Linked DNA regions of Mus musculus: regions 1, 3 and 4 are each linked to region 2. The links are chromatin loops, found by intact Hi-C in ENCODE. Cell type or tissue: left cerebral cortex. All regions are shown on one strand. Each heading gives the region's core, and the rest is flanking DNA. Links, peaks and the distances in the headings are about the cores only.

What was found. Hi-C counts contacts between places; a loop is a spot of excess contacts. Peaks named below come from ENCODE experiments on the same cell type or tissue, not always from the same donor. Only the 100,000 strongest peaks of a DNase experiment are listed, where the experiment ranks them.
Region 1: a loop joins it to region 2, with 8 times the contacts of the local background. A loop is called at or near these places in 7 of 42 quality-filtered maps.
Region 3: a loop joins it to region 2, with 8 times the contacts of the local background. A loop is called at or near these places in 3 of 42 quality-filtered maps.
Region 4: a loop joins it to region 2, with 8 times the contacts of the local background. A loop is called at or near these places in 17 of 42 quality-filtered maps.

Annotation. Positions count from the first base shown.
Region 1 is chrX:78,423,393-78,431,012 of GRCm38, forward strand. No RefSeq gene overlaps it. Among named protein-coding and RNA genes, the nearest start is that of 4930480E11Rik, 58 kb to the left of the region's middle. In left cerebral cortex, for the core only: no CTCF peak of the experiment used is centred there; no DNase peak of the experiment used is centred there.
Region 2 is chrX:77,806,863-77,814,482 of GRCm38, forward strand. No RefSeq gene overlaps it. Among named protein-coding and RNA genes, the nearest start is that of Prkx, 15 kb to the left of the region's middle. In left cerebral cortex, for the core only: CTCF peaks have their summits at 1,963 (motif pointing left), 3,798 (motif pointing right), 3,998 and 5,377; DNase peaks (open chromatin) are centred at 1,910, 4,024 and 5,463; H3K4me3 peaks cover 855 bases; H3K27ac peaks cover 658 bases.
Region 3 is chrX:76,676,416-76,684,035 of GRCm38, forward strand. No RefSeq gene overlaps it. Among named protein-coding and RNA genes, the nearest start is that of Cldn34d, 77 kb to the left of the region's middle. In left cerebral cortex, for the core only: a CTCF peak has its summit at 4,666 (motif pointing right); a DNase peak (open chromatin) is centred at 4,665.
Region 4 is chrX:77,741,302-77,748,921 of GRCm38, forward strand. No RefSeq gene overlaps it. Among named protein-coding and RNA genes, the nearest start is that of Prkx, 51 kb to the right of the region's middle. In left cerebral cortex, for the core only: a CTCF peak has its summit at 3,145; no DNase peak of the experiment used is centred there.

The DNA.
Region 1 (7,620 bases), core at 1,694-6,693, 620 kb after region 2:
GGAAAAGAATAGGAGTTACAAACATATTTTACAGTGAGATTCTAAGACTTAGCAAATATGACAGACAGCATGTTAACTTAAGATTACTTAAAAGTAATCTTTATTTTGAATTTTTATCCTCACAAAATTTCCATAGACAAAATGCCCTCCTGTCCTATTAGCAATTTGCTTACTAAAGGCATACTTTGAGAAAGTCTGCTCTGTGATAATAATAGAGTAACTGTTGTGGGCTCTATTAAATGTAATAGAACTCTGTCTATGACTCAAGAAGGTGGATCCAGAAAATCAAATAACCCTATGAAAAAAATGGGGCTCAGAGCTAACAAAAGAATTCTCACCTGAGGAATACCGAATGGCTGAGAAGCAGCTGAAAAAATGTTCAGCATCCTTAATCATCAGGGAAATGCAAATCAAACCAACCCTGAGATTCCACCTCACATCAGTCAGAATGGCTAAGATCAAAAATTCAGATGACAGCAGATGCTGGATTGGATGTGGAGAAAGAGGAACACTCCTCCATTGTTGGTGGGATTGCAACCTTGTACAACCACTCTGGAAATCAGTTTGGCGGTTCCTCAGAAAATTGGACATAGTACTACAGGACGATCCCCCAATATCTCTCCTGGGCGTATATCCAGAAGATGTTCCAAATGGTAAGAAGGACACTTGCTCCACTATGTTCATAGCAGCCTTATTTATAATAGCCAGGAACTGGAAAGAACCCAGATGTCCCTCAACAGAGGAATGGATACAGAAAATGTTGTACATTCACATAATGGAGTACTATTCAGTTATTATAAAGAATGAATTTATGAAATTCCTAGGCAAATGTATGGACCTGGAGGGCATCATCCTGAGTGAGGTAACCCAATCAGAAAAGAACTCACATAACATGTACACACTGATAAGTGGATACTAGCCCAGAAACTTAGAATACCCATGATATAAGATACAATTTGCTAAACACATGAAACTCAAGAAGAACGAAGACTAAAGTGTGGACACTTTGCCCCTTCTTAGAAGTGGGAACAAAACACCCATGGAAGGAGTTACAGAAACAAAGTTTGGAGCTGAGATGAAAGGATGGACCATGTAGAGACTGCCATATCCAGGGATCCACCCCATAATCAGCATCCAAACGCTGACACCATTGCATATACTAGCAAGATTTTATCGAAAGGACCCAGATGTAGCTGTCTCTTGTGAGACTATGCCGGGGCCTAGCAAACACAGAAGTGGATGCTCACAATCAGCTAATGGATGGATCACAGGGCTCCCAATGGAGGAGCTAGAGAAAGTACCCAAGGAGCTAAAGGGATCTTCAACCCTATAGGTGGAACAACATTATGAACTAACCAGTACCCCTGAGCTCTTGACTCTAGCTGCATATGTATCAAAAGAAGGCCTAGTCGGCCATCACTGGAAAGAGAGGCCCATTGGACACGCAGACTTTGTGTGCCCCGGTACAGGGGAACGCCAGGGCCAAAGGGGGGGAGTGGGTGGGTAGGGGAGTGGGGGTGGGTGGGTAAGGGGGACTTTTGGTATAGCATTGGAAATGTAAATGAGCTAAATACCTAATAAAAAATGGAAAAAAAAAAAAAAAAAAAAAAAAGAAAACTCATATTCAACAAGTACCCTACTGTTTGACTGCCTCAACTGCTTGAAGTCCTGTACTACGGTGACATCTGCTGGTAGCTCATATGATCCTCTCACACCAAAGTAGTGAAAGGAAATGATGCAGCCGAAGTATTGAAGGCTTTACTTTTTGTGGGTAGATTCAATTGACGTCTTTTATGTCTTTGCATTGCATATAGGAGGAGAAAATAAAGTGGAAAAGAATAGGAGTTACAAACATATTTTACAGTGAGATTCTAAGACTTAGCAAATATGACAGACAGCATGTTAACTTAAGATTACTTAAAAGTAATCTTTATTTTGAATTTTTATCCTCACAAAATTTCCATAGACAAAATGCCCTCCTGTCCTATTAGCAATTTGCTTACTAAAGGCATACTTTGAGAAAGTCTGCTCTGTGATAATAATAGAGTAACTGTTGTGGGCTCTATTAAATGTAATAGAACTCTGTCTATGACTCAAGAAGGTGGATCCAGAAAATCAAATAACCCTATGAAAAAAATGGGGCTCAGAGCTAACAAAAGAATTCTCACCTGAGGAATACCGAATGGCTGAGAAGCAGCTGAAAAAATGTTCAGCATCCTTAATCATCAGGGAAATGCAAATCAAACCAACCCTGAGATTCCACCTCACATCAGTCAGAATGGCTAAGATCAAAAATTCAGATGACAGCAGATGCTGGATTGGATGTGGAGAAAGAGGAACACTCCTCCATTGTTGGTGGGATTGCAACCTTGTACAACCACTCTGGAAATCAGTTTGGCGGTTCCTCAGAAAATTGGACATAGTACTACTGGACGATCCCCCAATATCTCTCCTGGGCGTATATCCAGAAGATGTTCCAAATGGTAAGAAGGACACTTGCTCCACTATGTTCATAGCAGCCTTATTTATAATAGCCAGGAACTGGAAAGAACCCAGATGTCCCTCAACAGAGGAATGGATACAGAAAATGTTGTACATTCACATAATGGAGTACTATTCAGTTATTATAAAGAATGAATTTATGAAATTCCTAGGCAAATGTATGGACCTGGAGGGCATCATCCTGAGTGAGGTAACCCAATCAGAAAAGAACTCACATAACATGTACACACTGATAAGTGGATACTAGCCCAGAAACTTAGAATACCCATGATATAAGATACAATTTGCTAAACACATGAAACTCAAGAAGAACGAAGACTAAAGTGTGGACACTTTGCCCCTTCTTAGGATTGGGAACAAAACACCCATGGAAGGAGTTACAGAGACAAAGTTTGGAGCTGAGAAGAAAGGATGGACCATCTAGAGACTGCCATATCCGGGGATCCATCCCAAGGATGGACATTCCCCTTTTATAAGTAGACTCTCTTAGTAAACCAGAGAGCCTTGGCTCCATTAATTTCTCTCGGTCTAAGTCTCTTTCAACCCCAGACTGCCTCCCATTTGTACCCGGTCCTTGTAAGCAGCGGGTGGGCTTACAACATAGATGCTTGCCAGGTTAGAAAAACTCACCCCTCACTTGCTGCTTTCTACAAAGCCTTGTCTAGATGAATGTCCAGGATTTTTCTCCACAAGAACCATCCTGTGGGTCAGCAATCAGTTAAGCATGAGCAAGGTTAAATAAAGACCCTGGTGTGATTGCATCAGATTGGCTCCAGACTGGTCTTTCAGGGTTTACAAACACTTCCTTGGACTAAGTTTCTACTGCTAAATCTGTCATAGAACACACATTCTCATTACAGCAAGGGCAAATAGGAAGGAGAGAAGAGTTGATGGGACCCAAGAAAGTCCAAAAGGAAGGAAATTCTATTGTGTCTTAAGGGGTGACAATAATTCCCTTTGGTCCCACACTTTGACCTGCATACCTTCCTCACTACAGTGTCAATGTCACTTAAATGATTCTCTTTGTGGGTTGTTTTCATTTCTATACCTTTGTTGGTAATCCCTCCATAAAGGCTCAAAATATACCCACCTGCATGGTTCTGCAGGATCATCTGGCTGCCATGGTTATAGGCAAAAGTTGTATGCCTGATACAATCAAGGTATTCCTAATGTTCTCACCGTCATGCTTGAGGACTTAGGAGCAGAGGAGAATTGTGTACAGTTATAGCTGAATAGCTTTAGCATAGTCATAGAAACAAATACAAAAGGTTTGAAAGTCTTGTTTTTTTTTTTTTCCTAAACAAACTGAATTGGCAGTGTTTCTGCATTAATTTCATATCGAGGGGTAGTATAACTGTGTCTTTGGTACTTCATACCAAAATTTCACAGTTATTTGAAAAATAGATAAGGCAACAATTAACCATCATATTGAGGATTAGAGTTGTAACAGGTGGATGTTTGGAGGGCATTCAGTATATTACAACAGAGAACTGAAGTTACAATGCAGACATGTTTGAAAATCAGAACACTAAAGTAGTGGTGTGCAAATTTCAGTGTGAAGATTGGTTACCTGGGGCTTTGTGAAAATGCAAAATCTCATTCTTTGGTGGGGATTGAGATTTGGGGTTGGCAACAAGTAGGTGAGGTTGATGCTACTGGTTCATAAACTGAGCCATAGCCTAAGGCACTGGTTTTCAATGACTGGACTGTTTTGATCCTTCTCTAGAGACTGATGATGGGTTGTGTCTGGGGAGGGTCCATACTATAAGATTTTCAAAAGGTCTGCAGGTGACTACATATACAACAAGGTTCTGAGAAAAATCTCAGAAATTATTAATTTTAGCCATGAGGTTTTTGATCGGTATTTTAAGTATGGTCCCCTTTTGCTTACTCTCCATCACCCATTAAAACTCTATTCTCTCTGATTCAGATCCAAGTATTGGATGGTGAGAGGTAGAATTAGCAGTGATGATAAAAAGTTAAGGAAAGAATCAGGGAATTCAGGAAGCCTGAGTTTTGGAAGATTGGGTACAAAACGTTCAAAGACTGATGAAGAAAAATAGAGAGAAACACAACAGGTGAAATCCCCATGGAAACCTGACATTACAAAACTTGCCTGAAGTCTTGGGTCTGATACTGAGATGTGTAGGGTTATCAGGGTTTCCTGCATCTACTCTGCCACAGGGCTTGAGACACTATTAGAGGACAGACAAGTGAGTTTTGACTGTGCTTATCCCACACCAGCACCAGGTGGGTATCCAGCTATGCGAAACTGTGGACACTGCTCTGGGGTTGGGGGAACACAGCCTGAGGTCACAGGGCATGCAGGGAGGCTGGGGTCATCTGGTTTTCATGCTCTTGAGCATCCAGTCACTGCTTGGGGCTACAGAAGAACTGAGAACAGAGTGGGGGCCGCAGGGGCTGGATCTAACCTGAAGCCGAAGGGGAAAAGAGGGGAGAGCTCCATCTGGGTCCTGTGGATAGAAGAGTCCTTGGCTTGTCAGTGGGCGGCTTGGATTGGTGTAGACTGTGACTGGGGGCGCTGAGAGGCCTTCTGAGAGAGGGATTAGGCAGCCAGCTCTTTAGGCAAAAAGGCCTGTTCCATTGCTCCCCACGGGGGATCCCAATGAAAAAAGACAGTCCATGGTTTTAAAGTATTTATTGTCATGGCAGAGAGTAGCAATGAGTAAAGCAATACCTCCCTTTCTCAGGGCAGGCCTGAGATTAAATACCTTTTGCAGGGAGGTGTGTCTGGAAAGGGAAGTTTATTGGCTAAGCCTCCAGGCTTTTAGGTACCTTACTAAAATGGAGATCTGTCTTGAGGCTACATGACCACAGGTCACATCCCCTACGTGTGGAGGGGCTTGGAGCTTTGCCCTTATGTGACTGATGGCCACAAAATTATGGAGGGCTGCCGCCTTGTGTCAGGAGCCTGGTGTACAGGAATGTGGCAAAACACCTACCCTTCCCCAGGGTCGCTGGTGTTTCCAACCTTAGCTCAACCAGAAACCAGTCTGCCTTTCATGGTCTTACATCTCTCTCTTTCACTTTTTTTTTAAAGAGGGGTCCCTGGAGTGACTGTGTCATATGTAGTAAAAATTTGGGGTGGGGTGGGAGTCATTAAAATAAAACACTACACAGGCCAGGGGGGTAGCACAACTAAGCCAGAGATATAAGGAGGGATGGGGTTGGAAAGACAAGGGATCATTGAACCAATTAATTGTTCCATGGATTGTATAGTTCGAGGATATTAGCATCAGTTTTAAACAGCATTTGGTTAAGCTAGATAGACATCACGTTTTCCTTACTATTGTGTGACTTCCCCCAAGTTCAGTAGCCATTTGACTTTGGCAAGAGAGTTCATTTTTAGCTGGAAGGTCCAAAGTCTGTCCTCTGTGAGACTCACCCTATGTCTCTGGATCTCAGCATGTATCTCAGGAGTCTTCAGTCAGATGGGGTGTCTGGAGGAAGGCAGTTTTGTTGTCCCAGGCAGGTCCCAGGAGATGGTGGTGTCTCAGCTGGATCTGTGGCAGCAGCTCTGTCCTGTTCTTTGGTGGGGATAAGCCTGTAGGGTAATCACAACAGAGGAGCAGAACCCCAGCAGGGGCATGACTGCATGTGGTGGATAGCAAATGTTAAGCCTGCAATGGTTTGCTTGGGAGCACATCATGGTCCATTGTTATGATCCTAGAAAAGCAAGGGTCTTTGAGGAATTTAGTCCTGGATGGCATCCTTTAAGTCTACTCTGGATGGCTGAGGAACAAAATATCATGTTAATTATGCATCCAGGACAGGAAGTAACAGTTTGTAAAAAAAAAAAAACTTGTTAATTAAGGATCGAATAATGATAATCAGCATAGTTGATTTGAGCTGTGGAAGTAGATGAGATGACTTTTGAACCTTAAAAGAAATCTTGAACAAATTGATAAGTTTTTGGACATTTATCACAAATGCTAGGGAGAAAAATAAACATTTAAATAAAGAAGCAAGAAAATTTTGGGTTGAGAAGCAGGAACATTGTTTTAGTATTTCTGTTAGGGAGAACAAGCATTTAAACAAAACCTTAAAGTTTGTTTTTCCATTGTATTTGGTGGGCTTAGGTGAAGGGGGATGGGCCTGATCTACCACGAGGTGGCTGTGTTAGTATATATAAAAGAAATACACCGAGCAACAAAATATGAATGTGAAATCTTATCTAAAGCCATATCACAGAGGAATGAAAATGAAGCCACAACGTACCCAAACCTATGGGACACAATGAAAGCATTTCTAAGAGGGAAACTCATAGCTCTGAGTGCCTCCAAGAAGAAACGGGAGACAGCACATACTAGCAGCTTGACAACACATCTAAAAGCCCTAGAAAAAAAGGAAGCAAATTCACCCAAGAGGAGTAGATGGCAGGAAATAATCAAACTCAGGGGTGAAATCAACCAAGTGGAAACAAGAAGAACTATTCAAAGAATTAACCAAACGAGGAGTTGGTTCTTTGAGAAAATCAACAAGATAGATAAACCCTTACCTAGACTCACTAGAGGGCACAGGGACAAAATCCTAATTAACAAAATCAGAAATGAAAAGGGAGACATAACAACAGATCCTGAAGAAATCCAAAACACCATCAGATCCTTCTACAAAAGGCTATACTCAACAAAACTGGAAAACCTGGACGAAATGGACAAATTTCTGGACAGATACCAGGTAGCAAAGTTGAATCAGGATCAAGTTGATCATCTAAACAGTCCCATATCACCTAAAGAAATAGAAGCAGTTATTAATAGTCTCCCAGCCAAAAAAAGCCCAGGACCAGATGGGTTTAGTGCAGAGTTCTATCAGACCTTCAAAGAAGATCTAATTCCAGTTCTGCACAAGCTATTTCACAAAATAGAAGAAGAAGGTACTCTACCCAACTCATTTTATGAAGCCACTATTACTCTGATACCTAAACCACAGAAAGACCCAACAAAGATAGAGAACTTCAGACCAATTTCTCTTATGAATATCGATGCAAAAATCCTCAATAAAATTCTCGCTAACCGAATCCAAGAACACATTAAAGCAATCATCCATCCTGACCAAGTAGGTTTTATTCCAGGGATGCAGGGATGGTTTAATATACGA
Region 2 (7,620 bases), core at 895-5,894:
GACTACCCCACTCAGGGATCCATCCCATAATCAGCCACCAAACCCAGACACTATTGCATATGCCAGGAAAGTTTTGCTGAAGAGCCCCTGTTATAGCTGTCTTGTACGAGGCTATGCCAGTGCCTGGCAAATACAGAAGTGGATGCTCACAGTCATAAGATGGAACACAGGGCCCCCAAAGGAGAAGCTAGAGAAAACACCCAAGGAGCTGAAGGGGTCTGCAACCCTATAGGTGGAACAACAATATGAGCTAACCAGTGTCCCCAGAGCTCATATCTCTAGCTGCATATGTAGCAGAAGATGGCCTAGTTGGTCATCACTGGAAAGAGAGGCCCCTTGGTATTGCAAACTTTATATGTCCCAGTACAGGGAAATGCCAGGGCCAAGAAGTGGGAGTGGGTGAGTAGGGGAGCAGGGTGGAGGGAGGGTATAGGGAACTTTCGGGATAGCTTTTGAAATGTATATAAAGAAAATATCTAACAAAAATAAATAAAAAAGGTGCACCTATAAAATTTCCTTCACATGTTTATATCTGAAATTCTTGTCACAGATGTGTATAGCCTTGGAACTTGGGCCTGACCAAACTGAATAATCACTGTTTTGTTCTTGTTTATTTTCTTCCAGCAAAGCCTATTTTATATGTGTGTATGTATGTCTGTGTGTATGTTTCTCTTTGTGTGTTTCTATATCCAATAATGGAGCTCCATGCCTGTAAACAGTGCCTGGGAAGTGGAGGCAGGAAGGTTTGAGATTTGCAGCTGCTTTGAGCTGCAGTAGTCCCATGCTTTAAAATGCAATCAAAATGTAAAATTGAATGTATAACTTGAATTCCTCTATGTCAAAAAAATTATGGGCAGCTTTCAAAATTTTTAATGAAGTTTTGTTTTTAGGGAACTAAAATACATAGAATATTCATGAGCAGAAGAATTTACACACAAAAAAAATAATGGATTTGTTTTTTGTCTTTACTCTCTTGATAGAAGGAAATTGGGAAATGGGAATCAAAGAGTAATAAAATGACTCATTTAGATAAGCACATATGTGCACATATGGAAATGTAGAGGGGGCATGGAATACCCCCCTCTATCACTGTCCACCTAAATTTGGAACTCACATGGTAGCCAGCTGTCCAACATCCTCCCCCAACCTCTCCAATATCCCGCCCCCATCTCCAAGTTCCTGGGAACCAAATTCTCTCCTGTCACTGTTATTGAGTAAGTGTCACAGGGACTGAAATCCTTTATGTAGATCAGGCAGGCCAGGAGCTCAGAGATTCCCTTGCCTCTGCTTCCTAAGTGCTGGGTAGGATGAAAGATGCCATTGAGCCTTGCTAAAAGCACGTTCTCATCCAGTGACAGAGAGTGTATTTCCACTGATTTAATCTATCCAAGGGTATTAGTTACCCTACACATTGCTTCGACAAAATACTTGAGTCAAGCACTTTAAAGGAAAGAAGAGTTTGTTTTAAGCCACAGTTTGAAGGTTCCACACATCAGGTTGCGGTAAGGCATGGTAAACTGCATCCCCAAATCCCATGGAGGGACATAGACACAGTTTCATGAAGTTTTTATAGGAACATCAATCAAGGTTCTTTTCAAAATACATGAGTGGGAATATTAAGCCAGGTGGATGAAGCAGAGCCAGAAGTCCTTGCTTTTACTAGGCCCTTTGCTGTGAAAGAACAATTTGATCAAATTAGACAGACAAAAAAAAATGTTTTATTTTTGTTTGTTTTTTAAATCTGTTAGTCACAGGACGTCAGGTCTGACATAGGTGGCTTAGGGACATCTATCTAGAGAGCTGAAAATTGTCCAAGAGAAATCATAATTAGGCTCTGGACTCTCAGGATTCCAACTCTGCACATCTCCACACACTACCAGTCAATCAGCCTCCCAGGTGTTCAGCTACGTTTTGGGAACTTTGCTTCCAGCTGTAGTAACAGCACCACCTGCTGGCTGGGGACAGAAAGTCCAGACCTCAGAGGATATGGAAAACCACAAGTAAAGTGTTTTCTTTGAGCACTGTTCAGAAAACTTGAAAGTCCTACTGGATCAAAGGGTTGGAGATGGGGGTCACAGGAGCTGGGTCAAAAAAAAATGCAGAAAGAAGAGGGTAGAAGGAAAGGGAGAGGGAGAGAACATCAGAGGACTTTCTCACTGTCCTTTGCAAACTACTTTTGCTTCTGTCTCTTTGTGGGCTACTGACACTGAGATTTCATTTCCTTTCTAGTCCCCAAACATACTGTAGGGCAATGAGTCCTCAGAGAGTGTAAAATAAATACAACCAGAATTAAGATTTTAATCTGACAATTTGTATTTTATCTGACCACTGGCTTTCCTGCTACCCTTTCTTTTCCAGGAGTGTAGAGGAAAGAAATAAAGAAGCCTTAGGCTGCTCTTATCTCCTGACACCTTTTATAAGGTCCAGGGCTTGTTTTATGTTCCTGGGGAGTAGAAACTAAAGGTTAATTTGGGACTGGAGATGTGGTTCAGAGGGTAAGAGGACCTGGACTCACTGGCCCAGAAAGCACTCAGCTCACCTTTGTTGTCCTCTTAATTTAATTTATTAGTTTTTCAAGACAGGGTTTCTCTGTATAGCCTTTGCTGTCCTGGAACTTTCTCTGTAGGCCAGGCTGGCCTCGAACTCAGAGATTCACCTGCCTCTGTCTCCCATGTATAATCTGCTGGTTTTTTTTTTAAATCTATTTATTTACTTAATGTATGTGAGTACACTGTAGCCGTCCTTAGACACACTAGAAGAGGGCACTGGATCCCATTACAGATGGTTGTGAGCCATCTTGTGGTTGCTGGGAATTGAACTCAGGACCTCTGGAAGAGCAGTCAGTGCTCTCAATCGCTGAGCCATCTCTCCAGCCCTAATCTGCTGGTTTTTAAGGCATGCACCATCACTGCCCAGATGATTGTCTTTAATTTAATTTAAATTTTTAGCTTTTTCAAAACTTTTTACTTTTCTTTATACCTTTGCAGAGAAAGTTGCTTCCTGTGTACTTGAACACTGACTGCCACTCCTAGTAGCCCTGAGTATATTTCAATGACCTATGCCCCGGCCCTTGAGCCACCCCTTCAGCTGTCTGGTCATTGCAACAAACTGGATTCCCCCCCCCCCCCCAATTAGAATTTTTCCAGGGAGAAAGCATAAAGGCCTCCAGGGTCAGCCACAGGGAGACGCTGGAGGAAGATACTGTACAAATGAGGGTATGGCCACTCCCAGGTACGGATAAGAACAGCCAGAGGCTTCTGGAAGAGTCCAGAGCAGAGAAAGTAGTGGACTAAACCTGGACAGTAGACTGAACCCAGCCATGAGAGGACAGAGGTGGAAAGGGTGAGGAGAATAAGAGAAGAAGAAAAGAGAGGGAACAGAGGAGACTGAGAGGACCAAGTGGGAGCATGGCCTAAATGGCTGGTTATATAGGTAAAAGATGCTAGGAGAAGGTCTGGCTTGGATTAAGTTATGGGGCCAGATCAGAAGAGTAGAGCATAGTCAGCGGTCCCAAGTGAGTCTAGAGGCCATCATGTGCTTTGGTATGCTAACAGGCACCTCAGGCATTTGTCCCCCGTCGTTTCATTTAGAACTGACACACACATGTACTTCTACTAACTTTTCAGGTCTCCCTGCAGACTAGAAAATGCAGCCTTGCCCAGTCTTGTTTCCAAGTGTGTACATTTTGCATTCAATCCAACAACTCTCATTGGTCCCCAAAGCCTCAAATCCTGACTCTGGGGAATCTCTGGCCTTATTTATTTGTGCATCTTAGTGTGGCATAAAAATTGCATGTAATTGGTGGCCCCTCCTTGCAGTACCGATAGAGGCCAGAAGAGGGAGACCGCCCGCCCCCCACCCTCAGCTCCTGTGGGAGACTTCTTCCCTAAAGCTCCTGTAAGTGAAGAGAGTGAAACCTTCACAGTCAGGGCTCAGAATGGAGCAGGAACGGAGGTGGGATAAGGTCTAGATCAGCAGGCTTGGGAACAGAACTGGTCGGGGTGATGACGCGATTTTACTTAATAGCTGGTAGTTTCCAGCCAAATCACTACACTTTCCAGCATTCCTTGCGCCGAGATAGCCTTGTAAGGAAGGCTTACAGGGAGGCAGTAGGTCCCCCCAGTTAGCGCCACAACCGGTCTTTCTCTTCAGACATATTGGCTATCGTCACACACATGTGACAAATCGCCACTCACATGAATAAGTATGGTTTCTTTTGAAGCCACATTTCTCCCTTTTCTTACAGAAGGGTCCTATTGCCGTCCCGTAGTCCCTCCTTCCGGAAGTGCTTGGCCTGGCCGTAAAGTTTCCTGGGAAGTGTATTCTTTTATTAGGAAATTAACAGCTCTGAGGTCTCACTACGTGCTGCTTTAAGACTATTTGCTTGCTGCTTAATAATATTATTTTATTATTAATGACTGCAACTCATAATGGATGCAATGTGTATCGATTAAATGAGATTAGGATTTTTACCACGAATACAATGTATCATTTTTACTTTCTGCGTTTCTTGCCAGAGGAAAAACATTGGTTTAATTTAATTTCATGTCACATTACTAAATATTAATATTATTTTTTCAAAGATTTATTTTATGTGTCTGTGGACCCGGGATCCCACAGTAACAACCTTCGAAAAATTTCAATATTGTTTCACTTTACTTAAGTAGGAAATCTGAAACACTTTCATATCCATCTAAATTCAAATGTGCAGACAACTTTTAATTATATTCTTACTATGCTTACCTGAATAACCAGGGGTATGCATATAATGCAACTTTCCTGATTAAATCTTAGTTCTAAAAAATTAATTAATTAATTAATTAAGGAATTGAGGTTTGGATTTTTTGTTTGTTTTGTTTTTGTTTTTGGCTGCTCCCCATTAGGAATATACAGCATAACAGTGTCTACCAGACAGTGGGACTGAATGCACAAAGTCCTGAGTTCCATACATCCTTAGCATCCCATAAAAGTGGACAAGTTTCAACTGATAAAATTTATATTAGAAAATGTTTAGAGATCTTAGTCTAGACATTTAATCTGGATATCTAATCTAGACATTTAAAGATGTTTTGCTTAACCAAAAAACAACACAGGCTAGGCAGTAGTGGCGCTTGCCTTTGAGCCCAGCACTGGAGAATCAGAGGCAGGTGGATCTCTGTGAATTTGAGGCTAGACTGCTGTACAGAAGGAGTTCAGGTCAGCGAAGACTGTTAGAGAAATCCTGTCTTGAAAAATCACCAACCAACAAACCAACCAACCAACCCAACCAAACCAACCAACAGTCTGCCTCTGCCCTCCCCTTTTTTCCCCTCCCTGCCCCAATCAATAAATAGCATTTGTAATTTGTGCGAGCTAGTTGCATTGCAAGGTACAGTCGTAAGGTGGCGATGCTCCACTGCCTTGGTACAACAGAGCTCTTCTGGAAACTAGGATTTTTGGCAAATCCTTCTTTATGATCTGGTATGAAGGCTAATAATACCCCTGACAGGCTTTTGCCCGCCAACTGCCTGCAGACTCAATCACGAATAGTAAGTGTTCACAGCTGAGGTGGGAAAACTGCAACATCATCTTGGGATTTTCTTCTAAATCCAAATGATAGAAATGCCTGTGCCATTTGCATATGTTCTTGTTCAATTAAAACATTGATTGCATGCAAGTTTTCTTCCTTCCAGGCTGAAACACTGATGAATGTTAGTTGTAGAAAAAATATAATTAAAAAAAATTAACTTGCATGTCACAGTGGTGCATGCCTTTAATCCCAGCTCTCAGGAGGCAGAGGCAGGCAGGATCTCTCCAAATTCAGGGTCAGTGTGGTCTACATAGTGAGTTCCAGATCAGTCAGAGCTATGAAGTGAGACTCTGTCTCAAACAAAATAAACAAACACTCCCAAACCAAACCAAACCACCACCTCCAAAGATGACGATGACAACAACAACAACAACAACAACAACAACAACAACAACAGATACATGACTTGGGCAACTTTTACTGAGTTTTCACACTAGTCCCCTAGTGTGATGTTGGGTTTGTGGACAACTTTGATGCCACTGGCTTCCTCCCAGTGCCTGAACATTTGATCAAAACCCAATTAAATGCATGTCTTGAAGGAAGGACGCCCACTCATCAATATTTATATTTACTGATGTGAAATGGCAGAAAGTGAAACATTCCATATGTGATGGTGGAAAACACCCTCCTGTAAGTCAACCCAGAAAGACTCATGTGAAAAATTTCCTTTGACTATCATTGGTGTGCCTCATCTGTCAATATACATTGGTACCTGTCTTTCTAGAAAATGTCCCGAAACAAACATCCTTTGGAAGACAGAAGAGGAAGGAGTGTCTGAGTTTGCTGCTTGATATGCTCAGATAATTAATCATAACCTGTGCCTCCGCATCCTTCTTGGACACTCCACAACCCCAGGGCCAGGATATAGCACATGATGTGATATGCATGATGTGTTCCTGTGGATTTTGAAAGAAATTCATCTTAAAACAGAGTCCTGGCTTCCTTCTTACCCAGCCTACTGAATTTGGGGCTGATATCCCAGGCCCTCAGGACTTGGCTTATGCATTTATTTGTGTGGTGGTGGTGGTGGTGGTGGTGGTGGTGGTGGTGGTGGTGGTAGTGTGTGTGTGTGTGTGTGTGTGTGTGTGTGATTTCCTTAGCATATTTCTTTTGCAGGTTTAGTATTAAAATTCATTGTGGGCATTTTGTAAAACTTTTATCCAACTCAATAGCTTTTCTGCAAATGTGTCAGTGTTTTCTTAGGCAGTCTCTGAAGAATCAGTTGTTCCCTGTAAGAACCGTGTGGTTTTCCTAATCCTCAGGAATCTTATCAGTCATCAGTGGTTTGTGTTGGCAGGCAGTTTCACTTCCGGATTATTTTTGGCTAAGAGTGTCTACCTGTAAGTAGCATTAGTAAGAAAAAGGGCACCTTTTCCATGAGAATTAGATGATGCAAATAATGACATCATCTGTAAATGTTACAGTTTTATTAGTTTGATTATCAGTTTGTTATTTTATTTACTTGAAACAAATAAAGGGTCACATAGTGAGAGTAGATAAAAAAGGAAAACATTTGTTCCAATAATTGAGCACATAACATGTGTGTGTGTTTCCATGTGCATAAGTACGACAAAATATAAAATAAAGCAGACACATTATTCTGCTTGGTGTTTCAAACATGCTGATACCAGAAATTGACTCAAATTTAGAGAGAAGAAAATGGGAAAAATACATGTAATTTCAAAAGCAAGCCTGTGGGTAGCATGAATGAAATAGAAGCAACACTGAGAACTATTCCATTGAAGAACTTTCAGGGTACAAAAACAAAAACAAACAGCCCCCCAATCCTCCCAAAAAACCCAAAACAACCAACCAACCAACCAAACAAACAAAAAACAAAAAACTAATCTCTCAGATTCCACAGACAGGCAACAGCTTTAGGGACAGCTCCTATTGGAAGTCCGAATTGAATATCTACTACATATGTGGGGGGTGGGGGTGGGGAGGGCTAGGTCCAGCTCATGTAGGATCTTTGGTTGGTGGTTCAGTCTCTGAGAGCCTCTCGGGGTCCAGATTATTTGACTCTGTTGGTCTTCTTGTGGAGTTCTATC
Region 3 (7,620 bases), core at 1,599-6,598, 1.1 Mb before region 2:
CCAGAACTACAGAATCTTCACAATCAAAACAGCAATGGCCCTGAAAAGAGTCTTTAATTTTCCCTCTGAAATTTCACAAGCCAGGCCTCCATCTTCTGCACTGTTCTCAACATTATATTCCAAGCTCCTATACAACATCTGACAGAGCTCTTAACAACGGATGGATCTTCAAGCCAAAAGTTCCAAAGTTCTTCCACAGTCCTCCCCAAAACATGGTCAGGTTGTCACAGGAATATCCCACTATGCTGGTACCAATTTGTCTTAGTCAGGGTTTCTATTCCTGCACAAACATCATGACCGAGAAGCAAGTTGGTGAGGAAAGGGTTTCCATACTGCTTTTCATCACCAAGTCAGGACTGGAACTCAAGCAGGTCAGGAAGCAGGAGCTGATGCAGAGGCCATGGAGGGATGTTCTTTACTGGCTTGCTTCCCCTGGCTCGCTCAGCCTGCTCTCTTATAGAACCCAAGACTGCCAGCCCAGAGATGGTCCCACCCACAAGGGGCCTTTCCCCCTTGATCACTAGTTGAGAAAATGCCTTGCAGTTGGATCTCATGGAGGCATTTCCTCAACTGAAGCTCCTTTCTCTGTGACAACTTCAGCTGTGTCAAGTTGACACAAAACTAGCCAGTACACAGACCAAGGGGGCCTCAGAGTTACCTTCTCTACCAAGGGGTACTCAGGTTCCTCATACAGTGAGGTCCTTAATACAACTCTCCTATGCCTAAGAAGTCATCACCTCCCACCTCTGATCAAAGGTGAAGTTCTGCTGGTATTTTGTCCATAAGAGATAAGTCTGAGGACCACTTTTTTTCTTTAGAAAAGGTTCCAACAAGCATTTTAGAAAAGAAAAGAAAAGAAAAGAAAAGAAAGGAAAGGAAAAGAAAAGAAAAGAAAAGAAAAGAAGAGAAAAAAGGGATATATAATGTATCCTTGACCTCAGATTTTTTTCTCTCTGGCCAAGGGGACTTCCAATCTGTTGTGCCCAAATGAACATTAGTCTTTATCTATTTGCCCAATAAGAACTAGTGTCCATATATTTTGCAAAGTAAACTGCATCCCTCAATCTTACCCATAACGACCTCAGAAATGTCCCAATCCTTATCACCAAAAGTTCCTTAGATCTTCCCTTTTGCCTCTTGGGGTTCACAAGTACCCTCTATGACAAAGGTGGTATATACATCTAAATCTTCTCAACAATAGGATCACAAGCCTTAATTCTCTGCCCAGGGGTCCTTTGGGGATATGTTTTCATCTTAAGGTACCTCAGACTTCCTTGTGTCCAAGTACACAAAGTTAATTTCTGAAAAGAGGTGCTGCAGAATTTCCATCTCTGCCCAAAGCAGCCATCTTAATTGTCACTATTTTCTTTCTTTAGGGGCCCCAGGGCTTTCCCGGGGCCATATGGGTCCTTAGGCCTTCCCTCTTTAGTCTAAGGGACCTCAAACCTTTTATGTCTTGCCAGAAGAGCCTAAGAACTCACCCCATGACTAAACAGACTCCCAAATTTACCTTTTGACCAACGAGATTCAAGATTATCCTAGAATGCCAAAGAAGGCCAAAGATTTACTCCTTGTTACCTAGTATCCAGGGATGTTCTCTTCCAATCAGCAGACCTTTGACCACTCTAATTTCATGTTCCCAATACTAAGTTTAGAAATTGGAGCCAGAATCCAGTCAGTTACAAGAAATGGAGTGGCAAGAATCTTCATGTACAGACTTGGGCAGTAGAGAATATCTGAAGAGGAGACATAACTATAGACTGCCATCCAGTTTGCTGGAAGAAAGCTTAAGCTGCTTCCTGATCTGCTGTTATACATACAGATAATACAGAAAATATTTTACACTTAACCTAGAACTTCGTAACAAGGAATCAGTATTCATATCTTGCCCCACTGCAGATGATGGTCATGGACTTTCAACTTTCACTGATAGATTCCTGGAGTCTTTCTACTCTATGCATAAATTGAAGCTATGCTCTTCCATTAGTCATAGATAGCAGGTCAAAGGCATTCCTTTACAGATCATTATGGTCAGAGGGGAAAAGTCTGAAGCCATCTTGTTCAGAGGGAACAAGACTGGAAATACCTTGGTCAAAGGCATGGGTCAGAGGCTACACCCTATTTTGGGCAGAGGGAGAAGACTGGGATACTTGATCTCAGATGACCTTCCAAGAAATAACCCTTGTTCTGAGGACCTCTGGGGAAATAGAAGCTCAAAGTCTCCTTTAAGAAAATGTAAAGGGTGTGAGTTTCCATGACTTAATGGAGACAGTTTGAAAACCCTCTTGGTAATAGACCATAGGTCTCAGAACCTATGGAGGAGGAAAGTTTATTGTGTCCTTGTTCAGAGGAATAGGCCAGAGTTCTGCTTGGTTTTACTAGGAAGATCTGCAGCCCATTAAGTCAAGAAAGAGTGGTATATATGGTTCTCTTGGTTGGAAGGAGAATGTCTGAGACCCTTTAGGGCAAAGGGGAAGATCTAAGACTTCGTTAGGCAAATGGAAAGACCTAAGGCCTCATTTGGCAGAGGGGTTTCATCAAGACTCCTTGAGAAGAAGCAAGGTCTGAAGTACCTTTGAGCAGAGGAAAAGGTCTAGAACTCCCTTGGATAGAGATGTGAAGGACCAAATCCCACTTAACAATGGGAGAAATTTGAAGATCCTCAGGACAGAAAGAGAAGATTCGTGACCTTTTTTAGCATAGAGGAATTGACTGAGGAAATATTGGTTACAGAAGGTAGTTTTAGGCCCCGTGTGAAAATGTGAAGGTCAGGGTCCTTTTAGTTTTAGAATGAAGGTCTTGAGACCCTTACAGCTGATGGAAAAGGCATAAGGCCTTTTCAGGCAGAAGAGGTATGTCTGTGGTCCCATTGGTCATTAAGAGGTAGGTCTCAGACTCTTTTAGCACAGGAGCATGTCTAAGGACCCTTTTGTATGAGTTGGAGGTTCTGAGGCTTCCTAGGGCAAAGGGGAAGTTCTTATGCCCTTCTTACTTAGCCCACCTTACTCTGGGACTTTTCTCACTCTGATACTTCCCCGTTTGTTCAAAAGTACCTCAGACATTCCCATTATCTTCAGTGGGGCCTCAGACAAAACTTGTTAAACTAAGAGGTCTGAGACCTTCCACTCTAACAGAGTGGCCCTCAGATCATGTACTCAATTAGGCCACAAACATGAGCTAAGTAACTGGACTCCAGGCTAAGGGACCCTCAAATCTACACACTCTTAAATTTTGTTTGGATGGTTAGGTTTGGCACTTGGGATTGAATTGAACCCTGGGTCTCAGGCTTGATAAATAGGTATTCTTCCACTCTTCCATTCCTTTTATAAAATTTGTTATTCTACGTGTAATGGTACTTTGCTTATATGCATGTCTGTGTATCATGTGCATGTCTGGTGCCAGTAGAGACCGAGGTCATCAGATTCGGGAGTCACAGATGGCTGTGAGCCACTATGTGGGTTGCTGGGAGTCAAGTCCAAGTCCTCTGAAAGAACAGCCAGTGCTCATAAGTAATAAGCAATCTCTTCAGGCCCTTCAAATTCCATTTTAGATGGTTCACATCAGTCCAGGCCATTTGTAAGGCCACCTGTGGTTTTCCGTCTTTTATAATCCTAAACTGTTTTGACTTGCACATTTTCAAGTCCAATAAACTTGCCAGTCATAAACTTAAAAACTCTTTAATCATGCTTTCCAAAAATTGAAGTAATTGAACATATTTTTATATAATGATATCAATGAAAATGAAAAAGAAATGTGTTGCTAGAGTGAAAGTATGAATTATCTGCATAGATAGAAGTGATCATACAAGAATCTTTCCAGAATCTTCATTTGAATATATGTTAAGTAACTGTAACCTACATTTATAATCCTCTTCCTTTGAGAAATAAAAGAAAGTATTTATCTCTGTCTAAAACTCATCTCTGAGCTTCTTCTTACACTATATGGGAACTAACACAGAGACCCACAACTTGACACTGCAGAGAGTGAGAGACTTTGGAGCACTCAATCCTAAAATGGAGATCCTCATCAAAGCCCTTCCTCAGGGCTCAAGGAGCTATGTGCAAAAGGAGGTAGAAAGACATAAGAGCCAGAGGTGTAGGATGACCCCAAGAAGCAGTGTTTTCTAGACACAACAGGACTGATAAACATATGAACTCACAAAGACTGGTAACAAGACCTGTATAGGTTCAAGTCAGATGGGATCCCAGCACTAAGAATGGGAATGGGGCAAAGGCTCTCAGCCCTACCCAAGAAGCAAGCTATCTGTGATAAATACCTGCTTGGAAAGAGAAAATAAGTTTTCTCCAATAGAGTGTCACTGGGTATTTCACTCCCTGGAGCAAGCCCATGCTTTTTGTTTCATTTTGTTTTGTTTTGTCTTTTTTTTTTTTTTTTTTTTTTTTTTTTTTGTCTTACTAGCTATTTGGGTTTTATTGGGGGGTGATTTTCGTTTTGTGGATATTTTTAAATGGAAAAAAGGAAAATATAATTGAGTAAATAGAGAGGTGGCAGATCTGGAAGGAGCAGGGAAAATATATTACATGGACATTTTTAAAGAAAACAAAAGGGAAACCTCTGCTAAGAATCTATCTTGGGCTAAAAGAATCTATTTCAGTTCTCCAGGACAGTTAAATAATGTTTAAGCAGTGTGACACAAGGTGGCAGTGTTCACCTGTGGTTTTCATTTATACACAGGCAGGTAGAATACATCAACACCAGCCTTACCATTGGGGGACAAAGCTTAAGGGAACATAAAAATTTGTATTGGTAACAGAAATGCAATGATTACATCAGAGAACTGTCTACAAGCTTTAAGTATGCAACTCATTTTTTCCATGTAAAAATAGTTTATATTTATCTTTTCATTTATGTGAACAGAGCCACTTGATAAGACAAATTATATCTATTCTGGCAAAGAGAACTAGTTATTTTGAAGAATATTAAATGTTCAAATTAGCATGTAATATTACTAAATGATGGTTTTATTCAGTATTTTCTTTGTTTCTATAATAAAAGTTATTTCCTAGTATTTGAAACTTACAACCTGACATAGAAAAACAGAATTGTGTCCAGTCAAAAGTCAACTGCAGAGCTTTAGATCTATGAAGCTAGTTAGGCTTCCTTCCAAGTTGTAAGAATTTTGCAGAATTAAAAATACATATGTATTCCCCTAGGGCTCTGGGAACACTATGGAAGAGGACCCTGAAAGATTGTAAGAGCTGGAGAGCATAGAGGAAACCAAAGAAATAAGGTCTTCTAGACAACAAGAAACACTTCTGAACTCATACAGACTGAGGCAGTATGCACAAGGCCTACATGGGTCTGCACTAGATGTGGGTCTTGGAGCTGTGAGGGGAAGTATATATATGACTTCATCCCTAATCTAAAAGCTATTCCCAATTGATAACTACTTTAAAATGAAATTTAAATTTTCTCAGTCTCACAGGGGAAACAAACCACCACTCTTTAGGTTAGGCCACATTTCCAGCAGCAGTCAGTCAACAGAAAATGATCTCAGTAGCATCTCTGTAGATTCCTCTTCTCCTAATATCATTCCAGTGCTTTTCTTAAAGTTATTTTTTTCATATATACATATATATATATATAATATTCTCTTTTATATTTTACAAGTGATTTGTGTATATCTTATGACTTCCAATTTTGTGTTTTTATGGGATCCCTTAGTATGCGATTGAGTTGGTATCAGCATCTATATCTATTCATTATGCTTTTTCTTGAGTTCTTTTTTTTTTTCTGGTCGTTTGTTTGTGCCTATTACAATATGTTAGTTTTTGTTTTATCTTATATTATCTCATATTCCAATCCCTTATAAGCCTGTGTGTTTTCTAATGAGAGTCAGAAAGAGCATCAATTCAAAATGGAGGGGAGCAGAGAAAAGGAAAACCATAATCACGGTGTGTTATATGTGAAAAAAATCTATTTTCTTTTTTTTAATTAGATGTTTTCTTCATTTACATTTCAAATGCTATCCCCTTTCCAAGTTTCCTCTCCAAAAATCCCCTATACCCTCCTCTCCTAACCCTGATTCCCACCCCACCCACTCCCACTTCCTGGCCCTAGCATTCCCTTATACTGGGGCATAGAATCTTCACAAGATCAAGGAGGGCCTCTCCTCCCATTGATGACCAACTAGGCCATCCTCTGCTACATATGCAGCTAGAGACACAAGCTCTGGGGGAACTGGTTAGTTCATATTGTTGTTTTTCCTATAGGAATACAGACCCCTTCAGCCCCTTGGTTACTTTCTCTAGCTCCTTCATTGAGGACCCTGTGTTCTATCCAATAGATAACTGTAAGCATCCACCTCAGTATTTGCCAGGCACTGGCATAGCCTCACAAGAGACAATATAAGTGTCCTCTCAGCAAAATCTTGTTGGTATATGCAATAGTGTCTGGGTTTGGTGGTTGTATATGGGATGGATCCCAGGGTGGGGCAGTCTCTGGATGGTCATTCCTTCAGTCTCAGCTCCAAACTTTGTCTCTGTAACTACTTTCATGGGTATTTTGTTCCCCCTTCTAAGAAGGAACAAAGTTTCCATACTTTGGTTTTCATCCTTCTTGAGTTTCATGAGTTTTGCATATTGTATCTTGGGAATTCTAAGTTTCTGGGCTAATATCCACTTATCAGTGAGTTCATATCATGTGTGTTCTTTTGTGATTGGGTTACCTCACTCAGGATCCATCCATTTGCCTAAGAATTTTATAAATTGATTGATTTTAGTAGATGAGTAGTACTCCATTGTGTAAATGTACCACATTTTCTATATCCATTCCTCTGTTGAGGGACATCTGGGTTCTTTCCAGCTTCTGGCTATTATAAATAAGTTTGCTATGAATATAGTGGAGCATGTGTCCTTATTACAATTTGGAACATCTAGGTATTTCCCCAGGAATGGTATTACTGGATCTTCTGGTATTACTATGTCAAATTTTCTGAGGAACCCCCAAATTGATTTCCAGAGTGGTTGTACCAGCTTGCAATCCCACCAGCAATGGGAGAGTGCTCCTCTTTTTCCACATCCTCACCAGCATCTGCTGTCACCTGAATTTTTGATCTTAGCCATTCTGACTGGTGTGAGGTGGAATCTCAGGATTGTTTTGTATATGTTTTCATTTACATCAGAATACTATTCCAGAGTCTGTGTTGCCACATTTTCATCATCCATTTGTTAGTTGAAGGGCATTGAGGTTATTTATAATTCTTGACTACTAGGAAGGGAGTGGTTATCTGTGGAGTAGAATGTCAAGTCCATTGGACACGTGACAAGAAGTAGTATATCTGATTTATATGTTAAATTTATTTTTAGGTTTTTAGGGTTCTCTACATTGATACATCTACGATGCAGCTTAGGCTCAGTGTCATAGTGAAAGAGGGCCTGAAAGATTGTAAGAGCCCAAGGGACAAGATTTTGCTGTGAGACTGTATTATAGAAATGTTAGAGAAGATGCCTAACCAAGGATGATGTCAATAGACATGCCAACATGAAAGGGAGAAAGCTCTCAGGGCCCCATCAATAGGTAAAGAACTATAACCACATAAAAAATGCTGAGACTGAGATAAGTATCTTCCCAATGGAAGAGACCCCAAGTTATTTATTC
Region 4 (7,620 bases), core at 863-5,862, 66 kb before region 2:
AAATGCTTTAACAGTGAGATCTATTTCCAAACTCTTAAAGCTTTTACTATCTAGTAGTATATGCTCCCTTTTTTTAGGGTGTAAAATGATTTCTGGGAATGTACATTAAAGTGAGATGGAATCAAATATCCAAAAATTCATCTTACAATCATTTTTCTTTCATATTTATGACTCTAGGTTTTCTTTTTATTTATTAAGAAAATTAAGTGTATGGGTGTTTGGTACCATGTGTACTATGGGCATGTCTGGTGCTCAAGAAGGCCAGAAGAGGGCAGCAGATCCACTGAAGTGGCCAGACAGGTGTGAGTCACCATCTGGTAGCCGAAATTAGAAACTGCATCCCCTGGAAGAGCAATTTGTGCTCTTAACCAATCTCTCCCTTTATAATTTTTAAGTATTTTAAAAATTGTTTTAAATCATTTTAGCTGTAAAGCTATATGGTTTTCATGGCTTGTGTCTTATGTAGCATGAAATTTTTTTTCTAACAAGTTCCATGAATAATTTTATAATTTATGTAGAACTATGTTTCCCCTAGGCACAAATTCTCAATCATTTCAGATGTTAAGTATTTAGTCATTTAAGATTCAGTTTGAAGCCATTTTCTCTTTTGCTGTGAGGCTTGTGGTGATATTCTAGGCTCACACTCTGGGCAAGATCTCTCCTACTAGCCACATATATATTCCTGATCCTCTTTGATTTTGGGACATGAATTAACCATCACTTGCTATTGATAGAATTCCAAATCAGATGAAATCATTGCCCAGATAAGTATATGATATATCTACATTTTAGGAGCTTTACAAGGGATGAAAGATGTTTTTAAGATTTTTTTTTTTCAAAAGCAGAGGAAATAGTCTGCATGAGGCACTGGTTTAATACCCAGCAACTCTCCTCCATCTAAAAAGTCTTATCAAAAGCATATTTTTATACAAATCATTTTCATTTCCTCATTTGATACCTGCCATAGCCAAAGACATTGAGAAGGACAAAGCAAGCAAACAACACACACAATTCTAAATATCTTATGGTGGTATTCTATAGCATGCTTTAATTTTAGTAAAAGTAATATTTTAAACCATAAAAAACTTTGCAACTGACAAGGATGAGGAGATGGGGGGGGGCATCTCCAGGACAAGACAGAGACCTGGGATAAGGGAGGCACCCAAGAATCAATGGGAGTGACCTTAGCTGTGACTCACAAAATTGGGCATATGGAACCTGCCTCCTGAAGCCAGGCAAGAATCCAGTGGAGCGACAGAGACACCAACTCACCCACAAAAATTTCAACCCAAAATCTGTCCGGTCCACAAGAAATGCAGGGACAGGGGATGGAGCAGAGATTGAGGAATTGGCCATCCAATAACTGGCCCAACTTGAGACCCATCCTATGGACAAGCACCAATCCCTAACACTATTAATGGTACTCTGTTATGCTTGCACACAGGTGCATATTGTCCTCTGGGAGGCTCCACCCAACAGCTGACTCAGACAGATACAAACACCCAGAACCAAATAGTGGATGGAGCTTGGGGACTCTTTTGGAAGACTAGGAGGAAGGATTGTGGCCCAGAAAGGGATAGGAACTCCACAGAAAGACCAACAGAGCAAATAACCTGGACTCTTGGAGCTCTCAGAGTCTGAACACCAATCAAAGAGAACATACACAGGCTGGACTTAGGCCTCCCCAACATGTGCAGCAGATGTGCAGCTTGGTCTTTGTGTGGGTCCCAAACAACTGGAGCAGGGGCTATCCCAAGAGCTGTTGCCTGTATGTGGTATATGTTCTTCTTCTAGCTGGGCTCCCTTGACTGGCCTCAGTGGGAGAAGCACCTAACTTCACAGAGACTTGAAGTGCCAGGATTGGGAGATAGCCAGGAAGGCTCCCAACTGCTCAGAGGAGAAGGGGAAGGGGGATGGGGGAAGGACTGTGGGAGGGGGCAGTGAGTGGGATGTAAAGTGAATAAGTAAAAAATAAAATTAAGTTTAAAAAAGTACACCTGAAAGCTATAGAAAAAAGAAGCAAGTACACCTAAGAGTAGTAGAAGGCAGGAAATAATCAAAATTGGGGCTAAAATCATTCATTTAGAAACAAAGAAAGCAGTACAAATAATCAATGAAACCAGCAGCCGGTTCTTTGAGAAAATCAACAAGATAGACAAACCCTTAGCCAGACTAACCAAAAGACAGAAAGACAGTATCCAAGTAAACAAAATCAGAAATGAAAAGGGAGACATAACAACAGGCACTGATGAAATTAAAAGAATTTTTATGTCTTACTTCAAAAGCCTATACTCCACAAAACGGGGAAATCTCAGTGAAATGGACAATTTTCTAGACAGATACCACTTACCAAAGTTAAATCAAGATCAGGTAAACTATTTAAACAGCCCTATAACCCCTAAGTGTGGGGGGGCAGTCATTAAAAGTCTCCCAATCCTCCACCCAAAGCCCAGGGCCAGATGGTTTTAGTGCAGAATTCTACCAGACTTTCAAAGAAGACCTAATACCAACACTCCTCAAACTATTCCACAAAATGGAAATAGAAAGAATACTGCCAAACTCATTTTGTGTGACTACAGTCACCCTGATACCTAAACCACACAAAGACTCAACAAAAGATTCTCAGACTAATTTCTTTTATGAACATTGATGCAAAAATACTCAATAAAATATTAGCAAACTGAATCAGAGAACACATTAAAACCATCATCCAACATGATCAAGTAAGCTTCATCCCAGGGATGCAGAGATGATTCAATATATTAATATCATCAATATAATCCACCATATAAACAAAGAAAATCACATGATTATCTCATTAGACACTGAAAAAGACTTTGATAAAATCCAATACCCCTTCATGTTAAAGGTATTAGAGAAATCAGGGATACAGGGCACATACATAAACAGAATCAAAGCAATATACAGCAAGCCAATAGCCAACATCAAATTAAATGGATTTGAGTTCCTGATTAACTGTTGGTGATAGCTGTATATATTTGATCACTGTGTATATTTGATGCCTGATGTATCAAACTAGATGCTTTTGATAGTGTTTTGACTATTGCTGGATTATGTTTGTCAGCCAGGATTGTTACATTGAGCCAAAGTAGTATGAGTGCTCATCTCATTGTAGTACCACCCCATACCACTAGGAGATACACTTCTCCAGACATGTTCCATCTGTGTTGGACAGTGATTTTAGAGTTGCGATTTTCTGCCTAAGCTAACCAGTTTTCTACAAGTTGATTGCCCCAAATATTGTCCAATTGTGACCCCGTAAAAGTGGAAGGTTTTGTTTTAATTCTAAACATACACAAATCATTTCAAAGTTAGGCAATGTAGAGTTATAGTTTGGGGCTGTGATAAAATTAAATTTACATGTGCCACTAGCTTGGTTTCTAATAATATGAAATAATGGGATAGGAATTTAGGAGAGTAAGTGCCTGGTTCTGTCTTAAAGACTTTTGTTGTAATCTTTCTAAAGAGTAGGGCAGACATTTGGGTTCAGTAGGCACAAGTGGGAATTGGTATATGTCCCAATATATTCCAAAAGTATTAGAATCCCATAATGATGGGGGATTAAGAGGTATTAGAGATCAGCTGTCCCAAGATGAGACTTCTGTGAACTCCTTCACCTCATGGGTGGTCAGAGAGAGAGAGATGTCCAAAGTATGGAAAATTAATGAAGCCTAAAACATAATATATACTCTCATTGCTCATTTCTTTTTAAATCTGTTCCTTCTTGTATTCTAAATATGAAGGATATACTGTCATTAGATGGATTAAAATATGGCTTGAGAGGATTAAAATATGGTTTGGTTGTTATTGTTGCTGTGTCATCCTTATTGTTGGATACCTCAGTTTCTACATATTTATAGTCCTTATCTTTTCCATCCCATATGGGTACCAGAATTAGTATAAAGCTGACTTCCATAGCTGTGTTACTTGTAAGAGTTCCATCAGAGTACCAGCTTGGAATAATTAAAAACTCATCTTGTAGGTAGGGCATCTTAGCAGACGAAATGTGTTGATCAACATTGATTTTTTATGTTTTTTTTACTCTTTTATTTATTTTTATTTTTTCCATTTTTATTAGGTATTTAGCTCATTTACATTTCCAATGCTATACCAAAAGTCCCCCATACCCACCCCACCCCCACTCCCCTACCCACCCACTCCCCCTTTTTGGCCCTGGCGTTCCCCTGTACTGGGGCATATAAAGTTTGCAAGTCCAATGGATCTCTCTTTCAAGTGATGGCCTATTAGGCCATCTTTTGATACATATGCAGCTAGAGACAAGAGCTCCATTTGTTCTAAGTATATCCAGTGGTCTGCATAAATTGCTTTTTTGTGCCTTTCTGTAATCCTCCAGTTATTTTCAACAATTAGTATTGCTAGAGGCTTTAGTAGGATTATTGCATTTGTCTAGGTTGGTAAAGCTCTTAAGTTGTGAGTTAAAATGCTTACTATTCTGCATAGCCTGTTTGCATTTATTATCATGTGCATCTCAACAGGTGTGGTGGCCCACATAGATTCATGTGTTTGAATGTTTGGTCATAGGAAGTGGCACAATAAGGATGTGTGGCTATGTTGGAGTAAGTGTGGCCTTGTTGGAGGAAGTAGGCTACTGGGTATGAGCTTTGAAGTCTAAAAAGCTCAAGTCTGACCAGTGTGTCACATCAGTCTTCTGCTGTCTGTGGATCAAGATATAGAACTCTCAGTTACCACTTCAGCATCATTTCTTCCTGGATGTTGTCATGTTTTCCATCATGATGATAATAGTCTGAACCTCTGAACCTGTAAGCCAGCCCCAATTAAATGATATCCTTTATAAAAGTTGCTGTGGTGTCTCTTCACAGCAATGGAGATCCTAAGACAACAGGTTTATGTGCCAATTCTGTAACATTCCAATAGGCGGCTATTGTTATTATCAAGTCTGATGGTTACATTAAGTCCTTCCATCCTACAATATTGGGGAGTTCTGGGGAAATGAATATAGTGAGCTAGGTCCAGATGGCTACAGTGACAGTAGTGGTAGTAGCTTCAAAGAGGGCCTTCTACCTATCATCAACACAAAGAGAGGTTTGATCCACTTCTTTCTAAATGTTAGTGTGTTGTATCCCAGTAGGTGCGTGGTGCTTGGAGAGAGGTGTTCATAGTATTTGATATAGAGCCAGTTCAAAACTGAGTAAGACTACAATTAAGGCAATATAAAGTGTGAAGAGAGTGAAGGGGTGTGTATCTACCATTACGTCTTAAGATCTAGTTCCATTCTTTGTCTTCCAGGACCAAAACAAAATCTGCTCCCAATATGAGGTTGTATAGTAAATTTGTTTATAAGTTCTAGAAAGGTTATTATGCTTTCAAATAATGGTATATCTGGTAGTTCTTCTCCTAACTTAAATATGTCTGAGAGGCCAAATCTCAAAAACAATTTGCATATAAAGTGAATGGAACTGATAAAACTTAATTAAGGTAGTAAAGTCACAAAGAGTGATGAGAGCTGCTTTAGACCAATTAGGGCCTGTGCAAATTAGTCTTATACTATGTCCCACTAAGTTGTGAGAACATTGATTTGAAGGTGGCAATGCCACCTTTATCTTTCATTTCATCTTTCAACCAATGTGCCACTGAAGCAAATAGTGTAGTCAGTGCTTAATATCTCCAGGTTTTATTGGAGATGTTGCTGAAGTCCAGATTTTGGAAAAGAACAAGCCAATATAGACAGGCTAAGTCCCAGCTGGGTCAGGGTATAAGCTGCTTTATTAATAAAAGCCAATTGCAGGTAAATTTAACCAGACAACATTAATTATTCTTTGATCAAAGCATTGCATCTCTCATGTTTCCTGATGTTCTAGGGCTATATGGTATATAGAAATTCCATTAGATATCTAATTATTTGCCGTTTCTTGTGTCATTTTGCCTGCGAAGTATGAGCCTTTGTCAGAGTCTATTATAAACTTAGGACAATCAAAGGCTGTGTACCAGAACCAAAGATTGTTCATGGAGGCTTGCTGAGTAGGGTATGCGCACTACAATGCCTAATCCTATAAAGGTGTTTGCCATTGTGCATGTATATTTACTTCTATATTTGATCAATGGTCCTACGAAGTGTATTTGTATTGTATAGTTAAATACATATATCTTACAGTGTGTAGCCTTACCAATAGAGTTGTATCTAGTTAAAAAGTATCCGTGAGAACTTTTTTCACAACCTTTAATAGTATTTGGTTGTTTGTTTTTCAAGACAGAGTTTCTCCATGTAGCCCTGGCTCTCCTGGAACTCACTCTGTAGACCAGGGTGATCTCAAACTCAGAGAGTCTCTTGCCTCTGCCTCCTGAGTGTCGGGATTAAAGGTGTGTTCCACAACCATCTAGCTAATAGTATTCTTAATAACATGCCAGGATTCCTGAATATTGCATTAGTCTATTCAGTGTTTTAGTCCTTGTGTTCCTTGATGTCCTAGTTTTTGGTATAGTGGCAATAAACACAAGTGATCTTCTGTAGCTTAATGGTAGGTAGTATTTATTCCCATGTGTCATTTTCCCCTTTGATTCTGGTTCTAGGTATTTGTTCCTTGTTAATCTTATATCTGGTGGCACTTATCTTGGATAGTTGATCATAATGGTATTATTATGTCTGGCTTCTTCTATATCTTTGCTAGTGTCATGCCTCCCTCACAGATATTTTGATATCAGATTTTGCTTTAAAAATCCAGGCCTCTTTAGAACAAATATCTACTGATTGTAAAAACTTGCCTTCTAGTTTTAGAGCAGATTGCAATATATTTTACTAAGGCCCAAGAGTCAGTAAATAGGTACTCACCACACACACACACACACACACACACACACACACACACACACACACACACACTTGTATATAAATACACACAGAAAGACAGAGACAGAAGGAGACAGACAGAGACAGAGAGACAGCGAGACAGAGAATCTTTAAGAAGTGTATAGCCAAATCTTGTTACTTGGACTTCTGCATGTCAGACAGACCTGGACATGGCAGGTTCCGTTATCGTTTTATGATAGGGGGCTGAAAGTAGCTGACTTCCAGACAAACATATTGTTTATGAGGCAGAGGCATTTTGTAGGAACTCAAGGGGCCCCCAAGACCCTATAGATGTTGAGTGCTGCTCCTTAGTCTTCACCTTTGGTGTAGAGACTTCTATGGCTGCAATTTCTTCACTCTACCACCCTGCCTGGGTTCCTTTGCCTCAGTGTACCATTTCTAGGTTAATAGCTTTCATTCCATCTGGAATCTGCAGAGCACTTCTCCAGTCATTCTGACTCAAGGAAATAGAGCTATAAAGCATCATAGAGTTACCCATTAGTCTAGTAACCGCAGGTTTAAACTTATTTATTTATTTATTTATTTATTTATTTATTTATTTATTGTTGGTAGTGGCAGTGGTGGGTTTTTTGGTGTTTTGTTTTTTGATTTTACTGAGACAGGTTTTTCTTTGTGTGGCTCTGACTGTCCTTGAACTCATTCTATAGACCAGGCTGTCCTCGAACTCATAGAGTTCCATCTGCCTCTGTCTCCGGAGTGATGGGATTCTAGGCATATGCCACCATCATCCTCCAGGTTTAAATTTTTTATTG